Regions from separate parts of the Homo sapiens genome. Here regions 2 and 3 are each linked to region 1. A link is an interaction called in ENCODE POLR2A ChIA-PET data of the cell type or tissue named here. Cell type or tissue: MCF 10A. All regions are shown on one strand. Links, peaks and the distances in the headings refer to the core of each region. The heading gives the core; the rest is flanking DNA.

Region 1 (5,130 bases), core at 470-4,469:
ACAAGGGACTTGCTTCTTCACCTGTTTCTTTATTGGTTGTAGGAAGTCTTTTCCTTACCACAGAGGAAGGAGCTTCTGGATCCCTTTGCTACGTCCAGAGAGTTTTCATCTAATCTGGGTGTATTAGTCCATTTTCACACTGCTGATAAAGACATACTCAAGACTGGGCAATTTACAAAAGAAAGAAGTTTATTGGACTCACAGTTTCATGTGACTGGAGAGGCCTCAAAATCATGGCGGAAAGTGAAAGGTACATCTCACATGGCAGCAGCCAAGAGAAGAAGAGCTTGTGCAGGGAAACTTCCATTTTAAAAACCATCAGATCTTGTGAGACATATTAACTAATAACAGCAAGGGAAAAACCCACCCCATGATTCAGTTAGCTCCCGGCGGGTCCCTCCCACAACATGTGGGAATTATAGGAGCTACAAGATGAGATTTGGGTGGGGACACAGAGCCAAACCATATCACTGTGTAAAAGTTGAATAAAGTTATTTAGGAGCACATTGTATTGGGAGTTTGTTTGTTTGTTGAAGAGCCAAGTAAAGTCATTGGAAGCATGGGAAACTTTTTTCCCTGTCTAAAAGGAACTCCTTCCTAGTGGAAGTTGAAAGCTTTCTTGGCAGCCTCAGCCCCCACCCTACCTCCACCACCCCAGTGGGTACCTGCATCCTGAAGACCCTTCACAATAGCATCTGAACTATACTGGGCCTTCAAATGATGTCTTGGGTAAACCCATGTCCAACCTGCACTAAATGAAGATTATTTTCGAGCGAATGGATTGAAGAACAGTGCTGAAAAACTAGAATTTGTAATATTTTCATTTGAGCAGAGGTGAAATTTGAAATATTTTAGAATCTTGTCTTATGATTTTTTTTCTTTCTTTGCCACATAGCCCTCCCCTGGAAATTAAATCTGTGGATTACTAGTATATGAACTGATCAGAGACATGGCTTGGGGTCTCCCCATTTACCCACTTCCCAGCACGTTATAATCCACTGGACACCTCCAAGGATGAGAGACCAGCGGGTCATAATGCGAGACTGGACATCTCTCCTACCCCATGTACACTTCAGCTGAGCAGGCAGAATTAGCAGAGTCAGGACTAGAAGTTCAGTCTAGGGATCAAATAATAATAGTAGCTAATGTTTAAAGAGTACCTAAGATCCGCCAGGAGACATACTCAGTATAGTTCCGTGGTTTGCCACATTTCATCTTATACCAGTAGCACAGGTGAAATTTGTCTTATGTGTATACTGAGGAAAACAAGTCCCTCTGATACACAGCAGCCAATAAATGACAAAGCTGGGATAGAAACTTACTTCATTCTAACCCGAGAGTCCCTGTTCTTGCATGGGCACAGCCTGCCATCCCCATGCTCTGCCTCCTAAGCAGAGGATGAACTTAAGCATCTTAAAATTTTAAACATTGACTTTCCCTAAAACCAATTAAAAAAAAAAACAAAACAGACAGACAGACATGACTTGTGCCCTTAAAAATGCAGCCAGGCTGGCATATAAATGGGCGTAGGCTGTTTCTAAATTTTTTGCTTTAAATTTTGCCAGCATAGCTTCTGGACTGGTAGTTTTGTTTGCTTTTTAATATATTTTTGACACTGTGTACAGAGGAATGCTACCTCGCGTCATCATGTCCTCCTCCCTGAAGGCAAGCCAAGGATGTCAAGGGGCCACTTCAGGGGATGTGCACCCTGAAGGTAAAGCTGCTCCAGTGGGAGGGGTTGGGGTAAATGACAATGTTAGCAGCTGGTAAATTTTTTTACATGGGATATCTCACAAGACTTATTGATGCATGTTATACGTAATAACCTGAGGCACATCAACATTTTCCACTTTTTCCTATTCTTTCTGTATTTTCACTGATACTTTTTTTCAAAAAAATCTCCAATAAGTTTAGGATCAGCTTCAAGATTTCTCTTTAGGTAAATAGATTTGTATTTTTGATGGCCATCCTAGTCCAGTGTAAAGATATGGACAAGAAACCCCACATAAAGGAAGCAAGATCGCTGGCTGCTTTCTCTAGGTAGCTTGAGTTGTATACTAATTTGTAGATTATTTCTCTTCATCGAAAAAACAAAACATTCTGCAGAGGGCAGTCATGTGTCCGCTGTGCCTCTGCTCCTGTGTGCACCATAAAACTTGAAAGTGAGCCAGAATTTGAAAATATCGGATTGGGATGTGATTTCTTTAAGCCTCTGGCTAATTTAATATAAAGTGTTTACACTTCATTTTTCTGGCAGTGGATTTTCTATGTAGGTGGTGGAAGATTTCCTGTAAGTTTTGCAAGTTCCAGGGCAAAGAGAGTTGCAATATGCAATATCTTTCTGTGGTCACACCAACAGAAAGGGCGATTTCTTAACCTGCTGCAGTTACCATGTGTGTAGGTGGATGCTGGCTATTACAGATGGTATCCTTTCAACCCTCAAAATTGTTGCAAGTTCACAGGTATGTTAATGAAAATGAATAAGTGGCATTTTTAGGAATTCCAAATACTGAGTCTTGGAAGTAGATAATCTTTTCCCTAAATGTATGCTCCGGTCAGAACTGCTGCCTACCACACCTCGTGGGTGAAACAGATATTTCGAGCATGACTGAGCTTATTAAGAGCCCTGCGGCGCTTCCTCTGCCGGGGGTTTAGAAATTTCAAAGGATGGGGGTTGAGGGAGGGAGGAGTTATGGGCATGTGATGTGGACAGGGCGGGCAGGAGGATGGAAGTAACAGGTCCAAAATGTATCTTTGGTGGCCCGGCAGAGCTCTTGCATGGGGTGAGAATGGTAATTTAGGAAGAGCAAGTCTTCCCATCTGTGAAGCAGAAGAAAAAAGTGGACTTAAGGAGAAGTTCGGGTGCTGTTTATTTAGATAGGAGTAAGGAGAGTGCAGTTGGGGAAAAGCACTTCAGAGGCTTTACTTAGACTAGCAGAAGTCTGTTTGGCAGGGTGGGAAGCAAGTGCAGTTGGGAGAAAAACGTTTTCAATAGGCAGTTTCAGAATTGGAAATTGGAGGAGGGCAGTCCATTTCAACATTTCCAACAGTATTAAAGAAAATTTGCGGGTTGTTTGTCAAAAGGGGTCATATGCTTTAAAGATTGAGAGATCTTTTCGGTGAAGTAGGGGAGCTGGGGACATCGTGATGTGACAAGAGCCGTGGGCTCAGAGGCTGGGGACCTGGGTGTTTAACCCAACTCTTGTGAGTGGTGTGGCTTTCATAGCTTTGGTTCTCTGGTCTTCACTTTATCTGCCAAGTGAAGACATTTGACTGGATGTCGTGATCTTGAGTTGCTTTCAGCTCCAGAATTCGAAGACCCCTTCCATTGGGCATTCATCTAATTTCAAAGATGCTCCCTGGCTCCAGCTCTGCAGTGAAGCAGAACAAACTGATACAGCCTAGCTTGGGGGTGGGGAGTCGGCCCTCCTTTTCCCCTCCCTTCCCAGGTCCTCTGGGTGATTGGGGGAAACTGAGAAGCCGTTCTCTTCTCCAGAGCACTCCATTTAACAAGCATTGCAGAGCCTGGCTCGTGCTGCAGTGAACAAATGCTGACTTCAGCCTTTACCCTGGGTTTCAGGTCACACTGATTGTTTGCAAAACATGTTCTTTTTTTGTCACTTGCCAGTACTTGTTCTCTGTGAGTAAAACACAAACACATCCTCAGGGATGTTGCACACCAGTTTGCAGCCTGCAGCTTCTGCCCTCTGGCCTGCCCAGGTCCTCGGCTCCGGGACGAGGATGCTCCGGGATTTCGGGAGACAGCAGTTGTTTTGACATGAATCTCAAAGTTCCTACAAAGCTTATTTCTTTGAAGAAGGCCAAAAAAAAAAATGAAACATTTTCAGATCTTTGTTTTCAGATTATTCAAGTCCAGAATGTTGGATAAGATTTTTGAAGAAGAGATTTATGCTTGAGATTCCTTTTAGTTTCTTTCTTTCTTTTCTTTTCTTTTCTTTTTTTTTTTTTTTTAGGTGACTTGGCCAGTTTGGGTTTTTACGGTGTTCAGGGAAAGGGTTAAGAAGTTAATTTGGGAAGTACAGTCATGTGTTGTACAAGTTGCTGTCTACTGATCCCTTCATTGAGCAAGTAAACTTCACACATTCTCGTGTCTGCAAAGCATGTGGATGCATGGGCAGTTATGTGTATGAACTTTTTTTTTTTTTGAGAATGGCTTTAGTGTTCAGACCAAGGATGGAATGAAAGATCACGTGTGCTTTCCACTGTAGAGCTGCCCTGCTTGTTTTGATTTTATAGTTATTCTAAGTGTTAAGTTCCTTCATCTTTCAAAGCAAATTCCTTTGATCCCTGAAAATCAGCTAATGTTTGGGAGGCAATTAAAAGATGAGGCTGTGGGGTTGGGGTGAAGGCTTCCCCAGCAGGAAGAGAGGAGAAGCCCACTGGATCTGGGAGCACGGTGCTAGGACTCTCTAAGCGTGACCTCCTTCAGTTTGGCCCAGAGTGGTCAGATAGTTTGCCGGGGCATAGGATGGATGACAGGCCTCATACGCATCACGTCTGAAGGGAAAGCCCTTGAATTTTCCACGCTACTTTTTAGTAACAGTAGGCTTTGTCATAATTGGCTTCATGTTCCAGCTTTCCTAAAACTGTAAGTGATGTTGGGTGGGCCAGCAGCAAAATAATTCACTTTACAATTTGCATGATAGTCTGGAATGAACCGAATACCTAAAACCAGGAAATAATAGTAGATATTTAATGGTTTGGGGATCAAATAAGAATTTACTCCCAGATGTTTCCTAATTAATTGGAAAAAGCAGAAGGTTGCTGGAAGGCCATCTCCATTGGGCATTTACAGGTGAAATTCACTCTTCAACTAGGATTTTACTCATGGGATGCCTGTGTTCTTCATTTGAACCCAATTTTACCTATCATCTACAAAAAAAGAAAACTATTAAGAGTTAAAAAAAAAAAAAGAGAGAGAGAGTCTTGAACTTTGAAATCCTTCATCCACGTTTTATAAAGTGTGGGGTCAGATTTTTTCCCTAGTTGAAATTGAGGAAATGAGAGTTGCCAATATGATTGGATTTGTACTGCCAAGATGGGGTTTTAGCACTTCTAATGCATTCTGGCAAGGCTGGTATACTTGTATCAAGTGCACAGCCCCACTAC
Region 2 (5,130 bases), core at 577-4,576, 220 kb before region 1:
GGTGTTTGGCATCAGCTTAGCAAGAGGAGGTTTTCCAGTTATTTGTAAAGATGTGATGTGGCTTTAAGTGGGGATGGGGGAGGGTAGCAGCCCCAGTGTTTGTGGACATTGAGACCTGTTGACATTTGGGAAGCATAACTGAGTTCCACTATTTGAAAAGATTAAAACTTTGATATATGTACACATCCCCTCATGCCTGCACCCCCATCCCCGAGGGTCTGGAAAAGAATTGATTTGTTCTGAGGAAGGAACATATATTTGGAATATAAAATGGTTAGTAAACAAAGGATCTTTAAAACAAGTTAGATTGTTATCTCAAGAGAAGCATACTTCCTCGGCATGATGTTTTCTTTTGTTAAATTGCTTTGGTTTTATTTGACTCAAAGTATTAACAATACCTTTGATTTTGAGACTTTTGGACTTTTGAAGACTAAGTTTTTAAATGGTCAATTTTACTCGTTTGAAAGTCCCAGATACCATTTTTGAAGATTTCTCTCCCTTTTTTTCCACTGATGCCGGCTTTACTTATGTTTTATTTTCAAATCTTAAGGAAAAACTGATATTTCCTTACTTGAACTGAGAAATAGTCGTTTTCCCTCCCTCTTTTCTTCCACAGTAAATACATGTTGAGTACTTACTGGATGCAGTTCTTTAGGTTTAGAAATTATTTGATACTGTAAAATGTCTTACCATAAGTTTTTAAAGATACCCGTCAAACTATAGATGTTACTGCCATGTTTATTAAAAAAAAAAATAAAACGAAACAAACTAGTAAGCAAGCTTAAAATTTTTCTTTTTCCTGCCCTGGACTACAGATTTTTTTTTCTTTTTTTTTTTTGAGACAGGGTCTCTGGTCACCTAGGCTGGAATGCAGTGGTGTGATCACGGCTTGATTCTGCCTTGACCTCCCAGGCTCCAGTGATCCTCCCAAGTAGGTGGGACTACAGGCACACACCACCATGCCTGGCTAATTTTTTGTATTTTTAGTACAGACGAGGTTTTGCTATGTTGCTCAGGTTGGACTCAAGCGATCCACTCACCTCGGCCTCCCGGAGGGCTGGGATCACAGGTGCGAGCCACCGCCCCCAGCCTACAAGAATTTGTAAACTCATAGATTGCTCTTCTGTTTTCACTGGACCACAACAGAAAGTAGTTTCTTTTATGGTGAGGGATGAACACCTACGATTGCAATATAAGTTGTTGGGCCTTGTGTCCATGGAGCTCACTTGGTGGTTGGTGGTCTTGAAGCATTCACATTCTTTGGAGTAGTGGGGCGGCTGGCTAGTCACATGGGGAAGATGTGCACACCTGTGGATGGGGCCATCACACACTGCAGCGATAGCTGGGCCTACCTTACTGCTCACCTGGCTGGGCACAGCGGCTCCTGCCTGTAACCCCAGCACTTTGGGAGGCCAAGGTGGGCAGATCACTTGAGGTCAGAAGTTCAAGACCAGCCTGGCCAACATGGTGCACCCCCTTTCTACTAAAAATACCAGAATTAACCGGGCGTGGTGGCCCGTGCCTATAATCCCAGCTACGTGAGAGGCTGAGGCAGGAGAATTGCTGAAACCCAGGAGGCAGAGGTTGCAGTGAGCCAAGATGATGCCACTGCACTCCAGCCTGGGTGACAGAGCGAGACTCCATCACACACACAAAATACATATATAAAAATAAATTGCTCACCTGGTAATAGTCTGGAAAACATTTTTTTTTTGTTTTTTTGCATATTTTAAAGACTTTAGAAAGTAGTCTTGCTAATCCAGAAAGTTCTTGCGGGGAGGAGTTTGAAACTTTGTTTTATCTCACTCCTCAGTCTTAGCCCCCTTAATACCATAGGTCTCTACTTCAGTAAGAGTTACATAATACGAATGCCGTTTGTTCAGAATTGTGTATCTCCATCCATCCGTCCATCGTCCAAATTCTGCGAGTTTGAAATACATTGTTGTTGCTGTTTTGTATACTTTTGTTCAACCATTTTCTTTTTAACATGGCACTAGCTTTCTCAAACTGGCTTTGGAATTATTTGTCAGTTTAAAAATAAATACCACTTTAAAAATTACTCTTGACATGGGAGAACAAATATATTTTGATAGTTGTTAGAGCATAAATATTTTATAGAGCATAACTTGAAATTTTTCCTGATACATTGTGATTGCTTTCAGCTTGTCCTCTGCTGTAAAAAATATAGTCGTGGTTAGTCTCTGTAAAGTTGGTTATTGGGAATATGTGCTTGATTACGTAAATGAGACATCACCAATTTAAGTCAGCCAAAGTTTAGTCAATAGAACTTTAAAGAACAGAAGTCTAATGGTAATTAGGGAGAGATGAATTTATTTGTAGGAGTTTTCCCCAAATTCAAAGCGTCTTAGTGACCTTTGATAACTTCCTGGAAAAAGTAGGAAGCATGGAGAGAAATTCCAGGTAGGAGCCCATGATCCAATTGACTGCATCAGCTTACAAAGTGTTTTCTAAGTCATTAGCTATTAATTCTGTCTAGATTGTAAAATCCCTCTCAGTTGTGTCCACATTTATCTGTGTTGTCCTGTATTTATTCTCTTTACCTAATTTCCCTGAGTCTCATTTTAGTGGGATAATACACAAGCTTACAGACTCAGGACTTTAAAGAGAAGCACAGATTGCCACGAAAACAAATGAACACAGAGACCAGTAGCAGCAGAGGGAGATCTGCTGTGAGGCTTCCCTTAGTTCTGTTGTCTGATTTCTGTGGATAATGAGTTCACTGCATATGTTAGGTCACAACATGATATCGTGTAGTCGTAGGTACAGAACTTTTGTTATGGTAGCCTTTCTTCGTCAGGTGATACAATTGGGATTTTCTTTCTCACATGCACCTCAGTAAAATTTTCAGCAACAGAGATTGGCTCAGGATGGAATTTGTTCAGTTTCAGTTCTGCAGCCTGTCCTTTTCTGGGGAGACTCATTAATTGAATGTTGCCTTTCGATCTCACTGAGTCACTTGAAATCGCTCAGATTGACCCCTATTCCGGGATCCAGCCTGGTCCAGTGCAGACCTGCATTGACTCTGACTACATGCTGAGTTGGCCTCTGAACCAGTTCCTGTACCATTCCCTTAGTCTGATGGACTTGCCAGCTCCAAATACTCAGAACGTGCCTCTTGTGGTCCTAGGATCAAGTCCAGGGTCCTTAGAATCAAGTAATGAAACAGGTCCTTAGTAATCCTGTGCTGTAGGGATCCACTGTTAGTTCCTGGTACTCCCCAGCATCTGTGCATTAGCTTGATGGAAAGGAAGCTGTGTTATGCCTGTCTTCAAGTTTTTGCTTCTGCTGTTTCCATAGCTGAGAATGTTTTTCCTCTTCACTACTCTGCTACTTCTCCTTCCATCCTCAATACTGAATAGCAGAAAGTGCCGCTTAAGAACACAGGAAGGTCACCATAGCTTTAGTTTCTCCTTAGCTGCCAATTAGTTCTTTGGTCCTAAAGTTATTAACTTTTCTGAGTCTTGATAGAAATGCGGAGACTTAAAAATATTTGGGGGAGACATTTCTCCTTTTCTCACTAAACAACAGAATGAAAACCTTTTCTAACAGGTTTAGAAAACCAAAGTCAGAAAAATTGTGAGGAAATAGAATAGGTTTTTTAAATTGAAATAATTTCCAAGTTCCAGGTGGATCTGTAAAATAGGGACAAGATCATAACTTTCAAAAGGCAGCACGCTAAGTCAGGTGATTCCTTTCCCCCATATGCCTTTTCTGTGGTTTGAATAGGTCAGAGATGCCATCTTTACATTTCCAAGTCAAATTCCTCTTCCTTCTTGAAGGTTTTTGGGATTTCCCTAACTTGTATAGATCTACTTTCCCATTACTCCTTTTGAGTTCATAACCCACGGTTTTGCTGGTTGACAGTGATTTGTCTTGTTCCTTGCTTGTAATTTTATTAGGACCATGGAGCCAAAGTGGCTGGTTTGAATCTCAGCTCTTCAGTAGCTAAGCTCTCAGGCAAATAATTTAATCTTCTTGTGCCTCAGTTTCCTCATCTGTGAAATTATAATTTTAATAGAATCTACTTTAAACATTCATAGAAATCAAATTCGTACACATGTCAAGTGCCTAGAATAGAACCTGGCACCTGGTATTAAGCCCTTGGACTTCAACTGCTACTGTTCTTAGGGTTGTGACATCCTCGAACAGAGATGTTCTTTGGATAGAAATATAAGGCTTACTTGATGTTTGATTGTCCTTGCCATTTAAATATGTTATAGAACCTGGCACATAGGTGCTCAATAAATGTATAATAAAACTTTATTTTGCTAAGGTGTTTATTAACAAGATGGCATGTTGCTTATTAAACAGTTGTGATTTTTTTTTTCAGTAAACGATGGTCATCCCCCTGCAGTTTGCCTTCCATTTCAGAGATCTGTTTATTACACTTTCTCCCTTAATATTGTCATTTGTCAATTTCTGCTCACACCTGAGAGGTGTCCAGTGTGCACTTTGCCCATCTCGCCTATGCATAGGCTCCATCTAGTGGCCAGAAGGGAAATTCAGCATATTAGGTGACTGAATTAATAGTGCCCCAAGGAGGAAGATAGCGATCCCAACCCACTCTCTGGCTTGCTTCCTGGGGACTGATTGCAAGAAAATGTGGATACTACAGACTTCTGTAGAAATCACTGGGCTACAGTTTTGGATTAAGGTTACTCTACTGTGTCAGTGCGAGCTGTCCTGAGAGAATTAGGGTCTTCCTAAGTGATGCAGACAGGCGCACTGCAACTCCATGGCAGAGCTGTTAACACCTAGTGTGTCTTTTACAGTTAGAGTTTTAAGATAATTTTACAGGACTTTAATAAATTTAAAGCTCCAAAATATTTGAGATTAGAGATTAAAAAAACACTACTGATTTCATTTGGAAAAATACAGCAAGATTTACCTTCCATTGCTCTATTTAAACAGGTAGTAACACTTTCATTCTCTTCTCTCTCCCCTTTGGCTATTCTATGTGGTTAAGATGCTCGCCAGCCAGAAATACTCACAGAGAATAAGAATAAATACATCCAGTGTTGTGTTAGGTCCCACACCGTCTATATTTCGCTAGCTAATTTTATGTATTTTGTTTCATGTTTTATTGATATTTTCAGAATCTTTCTTGCT
Region 3 (5,130 bases), core at 577-4,576, 190 kb before region 1:
TCATTAAGTGATACGTAACTCTGCTTCTTTAAGCCTCTGTAGCACTTTGGTTATGTTAGGATTCTGTGTCTTTACAAGTCTGCTTTGCTGATCGATTGTGACATCTTGAGGGCGGCTGCACTACTTTCTGCCTGCACCTTGTTTCGCATGTCTACCTGGCGCATGACATACACCTCGTTGTTCAGTTCTTGCTTCTCTGCTTGTGTCTTTGCATTCACCACCAGCTATTCTGATAGTTATCAGGAGGTTTTCATTGATTGCAGTCTCGTGCAATGGGTGCAGGTAATGGGTAGCCTTATGGAGGAGAAAATGCTTACCTATTTGGGTTCATTCCAAGGAGTAGTTCAAGGATAAACCTCTAAGTTTGGGGAGTGCTGTAATTTGCTGGATATGTGAGCCATAGAAGACAGCTTGGATGGCATCTGATGCTTCCTGGCTGCAGGGATGGAGGCAGCAGACCCTCCTGCCTGGGGTGGTTGGTTGCCATCCCTGTCGGGGGCTCATGCTCCACCCTCAAGGCTATTCTTGGGGGAGTTGTGACATGGCTTTCATAAAAACTCAGTGGAATTTTACCCTGTGTATTAGTTAGTAAAGGTGAGTCTGGTTCAGTTGGTTTGAGTCAAAAAATCTGTTAATATCTCTGCTTTAGACCTGCATCAGGCTAATACTTGAATTTAGGGTCTGTCCCTGGTGTCATCTGAATTTTTGTTTGCTATGTGTGACCAAGGAGATGGTCACTCTTCAGGATGGGTGGGTGGAGGGGAGAAATGCTATGATTTCTGTTGGGTCATGTGAAATCAATTTGGAATGTGGATGGGGCCCTTACACTTTTTCTTTTGAGCTTAGTGATTTTCTGTGTAGGGTGGAGAGCGATTAGGAAGGAATTCACCACCCTTAGGTCCTCAGGCATAGGGTCTTCTAGGGGCAGGACTGATGAGTGAACAGCAGGGTGGATGGAGCAGAACCGTTGGAACCTTCAGGGCAGGACCTGCCACCATTATTTGGTCACAGGAAGTGTTCAGTGGTGAACTTGTTGGAAATGATTTTGAGTAACTTCCGTCTCCTAAATCATATTAGGACTCTTTGGTCTCCTATGGTTATCTGAGTTGTTTTCCAGGAGGAGCTGGGAAGGTACCAGGAGAAAGATGACTGTCCCTCTCATGTTTGCTGAGGGTGTTCCTGTAAGGTGAGCTAGTGTTCCTTTTAGGGCCCGTGGAGACCGACCTTCACATTGAAGAAGCATATCTGTGCTCCGAGATGTTTTCATGGGGAGAAGTGTCAGGTGTAATTATAAAAGGAGTCTTTCTCTTTAAATACTGTAGGCGATTTAGAAATAGTGGAGGTTTAATTGAAGAGCTTGTCTACGTTTTTACATTTTCCTTAGGCACAGAGAAACTAGTATCTTTCTCTGGGTTGCCTTTTTTTTTGGAGACAGAATCTTACTCTGTCATCCAGGCTGGAGTGCAGTGGCCTGATCTCGGCTCACTGCAGCCTCTGCCTTCCGAGTTCCAGCAATTCTCCTGCCTCAGCCTTCCAGGTAGCTGGGATTACAGGCACGTGCCACCATGCCTGGCTAATTTTTATATTTTTAGTAGAGATGGGGTTTCACCATGTTGGCCAGGCTGGTCTGGAACTCCTGATTAGGTGATCCACCCGCCTCTGCCTCCCAAAGTGCTAGGATTACAGGCATGAGCCACCACACCTGGCCTGGGTTGCTTTTTAAATTCATACCTACTGTCTTATTTGGGTCTCAAATGTGATCAGTGGTTATACTTTTCTTGCTATGCATTTAAGTTGGAGCAGGCTCCGGGGCACCACTTCCCTCCCTAGAGTTGATGAACCCCTCATATCAGTGACCTCCCCATGTCACAGTGTATCTCGTGTGCACTGCTAGATATTCTGATCACACAGTGCTGAGATTACTGGTTTCTCTCCCTTTCTCTTTCTGTGGTTATAGGGATTCTTTAAGGGCAGGCAACATGTTCTTTGTTTCCATAGGATCTGACAAAGTGCATGGCATAGGTAGGTGTTCATCAAAAGGGGTGGAATAGGGTTGATCTCAAGGGTTTTAAGAGAGATCTGACGAGTTTGGGTGTGTGACTTAAAAAGCAGATACAGCGCCTTTTCACGGATACACCTCCGTGATTCCTCAAGTGGTCTGGCTGTGTTTATTTTAGGATTCTAAAAGTAAAGTGTTCTGTTCTGAGTCTTTCACGATCTGATGTTCTCCAGTTCTGTGAGGTCTCCTCCTTTAGTCCCATCATTGGGGCTGTTTCTGCTCGGAAGGCCAGGAAGTTGCTGGAAGTCTGCTGGGCTTTGCAAAGGGACTTTTGCTTGTGTGGGCATTGCCCAGTTGTGTTACAACTTGTTTACAGCCGTTGGTTTTTAAGGGATGAGGTAATCTTAGCTCAGCTTAGTGTAATACACAACAGTTTTGTTTATTGAGAAAATCATTGTTGAAGTTTTTCAGATGTTAGAGATGTTATGAATTGCAATCAAGTCGGTATCCTCTTATATAAGTGCATCTGACAAGCCCATTTCACAACTACATCTCATCAGTCACAGTTGGATGGCAAGGTTTATTGTTTAAAGTTTTTGTTTTTTCTTTTTTAAGTTGGGAAAGGAAGACAGATGGTTTCAGAAGCCAAGAAAGGGCACAAAGGCGTGGATATTTGGAAATCGGGACATAATTCACCATTCTTCTTAATTTTTTCTGATCTCTAAGACACTGAGACAGCTGTTAATTGAATTGCTTGTTCACAGTATTTGAGACGTAATGAAATGTGAGTGTCCTAATCACCTGGCGGGCGTAGATCTTTGGGATCCTCCTGGAGGCTTAGTAGGGCTGCCCTGAGCAGTATTGTCTTCTCCAGCTGGGCCTCTGAGCTGTACCATGTGCCCGTGCTCAGCCTCAGTCCCTCCCTCAGCCAGTTGTTAAATCACTTTGGACGTGTGACAGCCTCAACATGTCACAGCTTTAAAAGTTCAGATTTTAAAAAGGTAAGGAAATGATCTCCTAGTGAGACAACTTCTGCCTAAAAAATAAAAGCTTCTAAGACATAAATTCTGTGTTATGAACAACTTGCAATTTTCATAGTTTTCAGTTTTAGCTCTGGCAGCCTCTGATAGATCTTAAATATGTTTATCACAGCTGGAAAAATGTTTTATTGTCATCTTTGTTTATCATAATATGCCACCTACTCTGGTTGTGTCTTACAACTGTAGCTCTGTGGGGTTTTTTTTGTTTGTTTTATGCTTGCTAATGGGGGAGGTGGGGGGTGTGGGCGGATGAATATAAATGATACCTAGAAATTGAAATTGGAAAAAAAAATGTATTCAGCCAGTACTCTTTCCAGGTTATAGCTAAACGTCAGTTGGCAACCTCTATGCTGTGGTTTATTGAGTAACACTTAATACTTAGCACAGCCCTCAGTGAAGATCTTTTATGGCCTTTTCTGAATGTTATACAAACATAACTAAAGCTTATCCAGATGAGGACAGGGACCTTTCTTTCCTTCCTTTTTAAATGGAGCAAAATTTGGCCACTGGGTTGCTGTGGATGAGAGAGTAGAAGGAGAAAGGCAGTCATCGGGAGACTGTGTGCTGAGAGAGCGCATGTGGGATTTGGCTTCAGGAAGTCTGGGCTTGCATTCTATCCAGCGCTAATATTTAGTGAGTGTGATTTGGGGCAAATTATTTCGTCTCCCTGAGCTTCAGAATGTTTGAAACTTTGTGAGGAGTCTGACCCCACACTGTAGGCTCCCTCCATGTATATATTTCTTCTTCCTTTTCCTTTTTTTTTTTTTTTTTTTTTTAAATTTTTGAGATAGTGTCTCGCTCTGTAACCCCAGTTGGAATGCAGTGGCATGGTCATGGCTTACTGCAGCCTCAACGTCCCAGGCTCAAGGGATCCTCCTGCCTCAGCCTCCTGAGTAGCTGGGGTCACAGATGTGTGCCATCACGCCTGGCTAATTTTTAACATTTTTTGTAGAGATGGGAGTCTCACTATGTTGCCCAGGCTGCACTCAAACTCCTGGACTCAAGCAGTCCTCTCCCTCCAGCCTCCCAAAGTTCTGGGATTACAGGCATGAGCCACCATGCCCGGCTGGAACTGTTGGCTTTGAAGAAGAATGATGCTGTGCTTGCCTTTGCAGTCCTGTCACCATACTTCCTGGAAAGTGGGTGGACACGCTGGATGGTAGATGTTGAGTTCTTTAGATGCCTGGATGCTTACATGCTTTGTGTGGGTTCTTACTGGGGCTGTAACTTACTAGAGGACAGACTCCAACTTCTGCTTACTTAGTCTGGGGAGGTTAATAATAATCTAGGGCACCCGCTTCCCAGTGGGTTTCCATCAGTCTCCTCCAGCCCACTCTACTCTCTGTTAGCCAGCTGGGCACCTCTTCCTCTGTGTCCCTTCGGTATCTTCCCAGTGGCTCTTTCCACGACTGGCTCAGACCATGTGTATATCTGCTCATTGTCTGTCCAGGGTCCCTCCAAAGATGCCTCTGTGGGCTGGGCCCCTGGTGGTGCTTCCTCCAGATAATTGTTGAAGATGGAACAGGAGTGTGCAAGAACACCAGCGTGCTTCCAGTATTCAGGTCTAGCGGCAGGTCCCAGGCATCAGCGGCTCACCACTCCACCGCAGGTAGCCTGATTGCCCAGCCTTGGAGCCGCAGCCTCCTTGGGTGGTGTGGCAGCTGTCAGTGTCTGAAACCATTTTGAACTTTAAAGGGTGGTGTCAGACAGCAGCTATTGAGGCTACTTAAAAGAATTTTTTTAAATGTACGAGTTCAGTGGCATTAAGTACATTCATATTGTTGTGCAACCATCACCACTGTCCATCTCCAGAACTTGTTCATCTTCCCAAACTGAAACTCCATGTCCATCAAACAACTCCCCATTGCCTTTTTCCCCAAGTCTTTGGCAACCGCCATTCCACTTTCTGTCTGTAAATTTGACTGTCTGGATACCTCATGTAAGTGGACTCGTACACTATTTGTCCTTTTGTGACTGGCCCATTTTATGAGCATAATGTCCTCAAGGTTCATTCAGGCTGTAGCATGTGTCCAGAATCTCCTTCCTTTTTAAGGCCCAATAATATTTAATAATATATGTATGTGTGATAAC

Evidence for each region. Peaks named below come from ENCODE experiments on the same cell type or tissue, not always from the same donor. Only the 100,000 strongest peaks of a DNase experiment are listed, where the experiment ranks them.
Region 2: POLR2A ChIA-PET joins it to region 1 with 33 read pairs; 8 of 35 experiments call an interaction of 5 or more read pairs at or near these places.
Region 3: POLR2A ChIA-PET joins it to region 1 with 47 read pairs; 3 of 35 experiments call an interaction of 5 or more read pairs at or near these places.

Annotation. Positions count from the first base shown.
Region 1 is chr15:98,871,394-98,876,523 of GRCh38, forward strand. The region is part of intron 2 of IGF1R (insulin like growth factor 1 receptor); the gene reads left to right. Among named protein-coding and RNA genes, the nearest start is that of MIR4714, 90 kb to the left of the region's middle. In MCF 10A, for the core only: no CTCF peak of the experiment used is centred there; DNase peaks (open chromatin) are centred at 2,278, 2,638 and 3,598.
Region 2 is chr15:98,654,902-98,660,031 of GRCh38, forward strand. The region is part of intron 1 of IGF1R (insulin like growth factor 1 receptor); the gene reads left to right. Among named protein-coding and RNA genes, the nearest start is that of IRAIN, 6.7 kb to the left of the region's middle. RefSeq lists a silencer at 4,259-4,553. In MCF 10A, for the core only: a CTCF peak has its summit at 4,500 (motif pointing left); DNase peaks (open chromatin) are centred at 3,020 and 4,510.
Region 3 is chr15:98,681,138-98,686,267 of GRCh38, forward strand. All of the region lies in intron 1 of IGF1R (insulin like growth factor 1 receptor), which reads left to right. Among named protein-coding and RNA genes, the nearest start is that of IRAIN, 33 kb to the left of the region's middle. In MCF 10A, for the core only: no CTCF peak of the experiment used is centred there; DNase peaks (open chromatin) are centred at 2,344 and 3,404.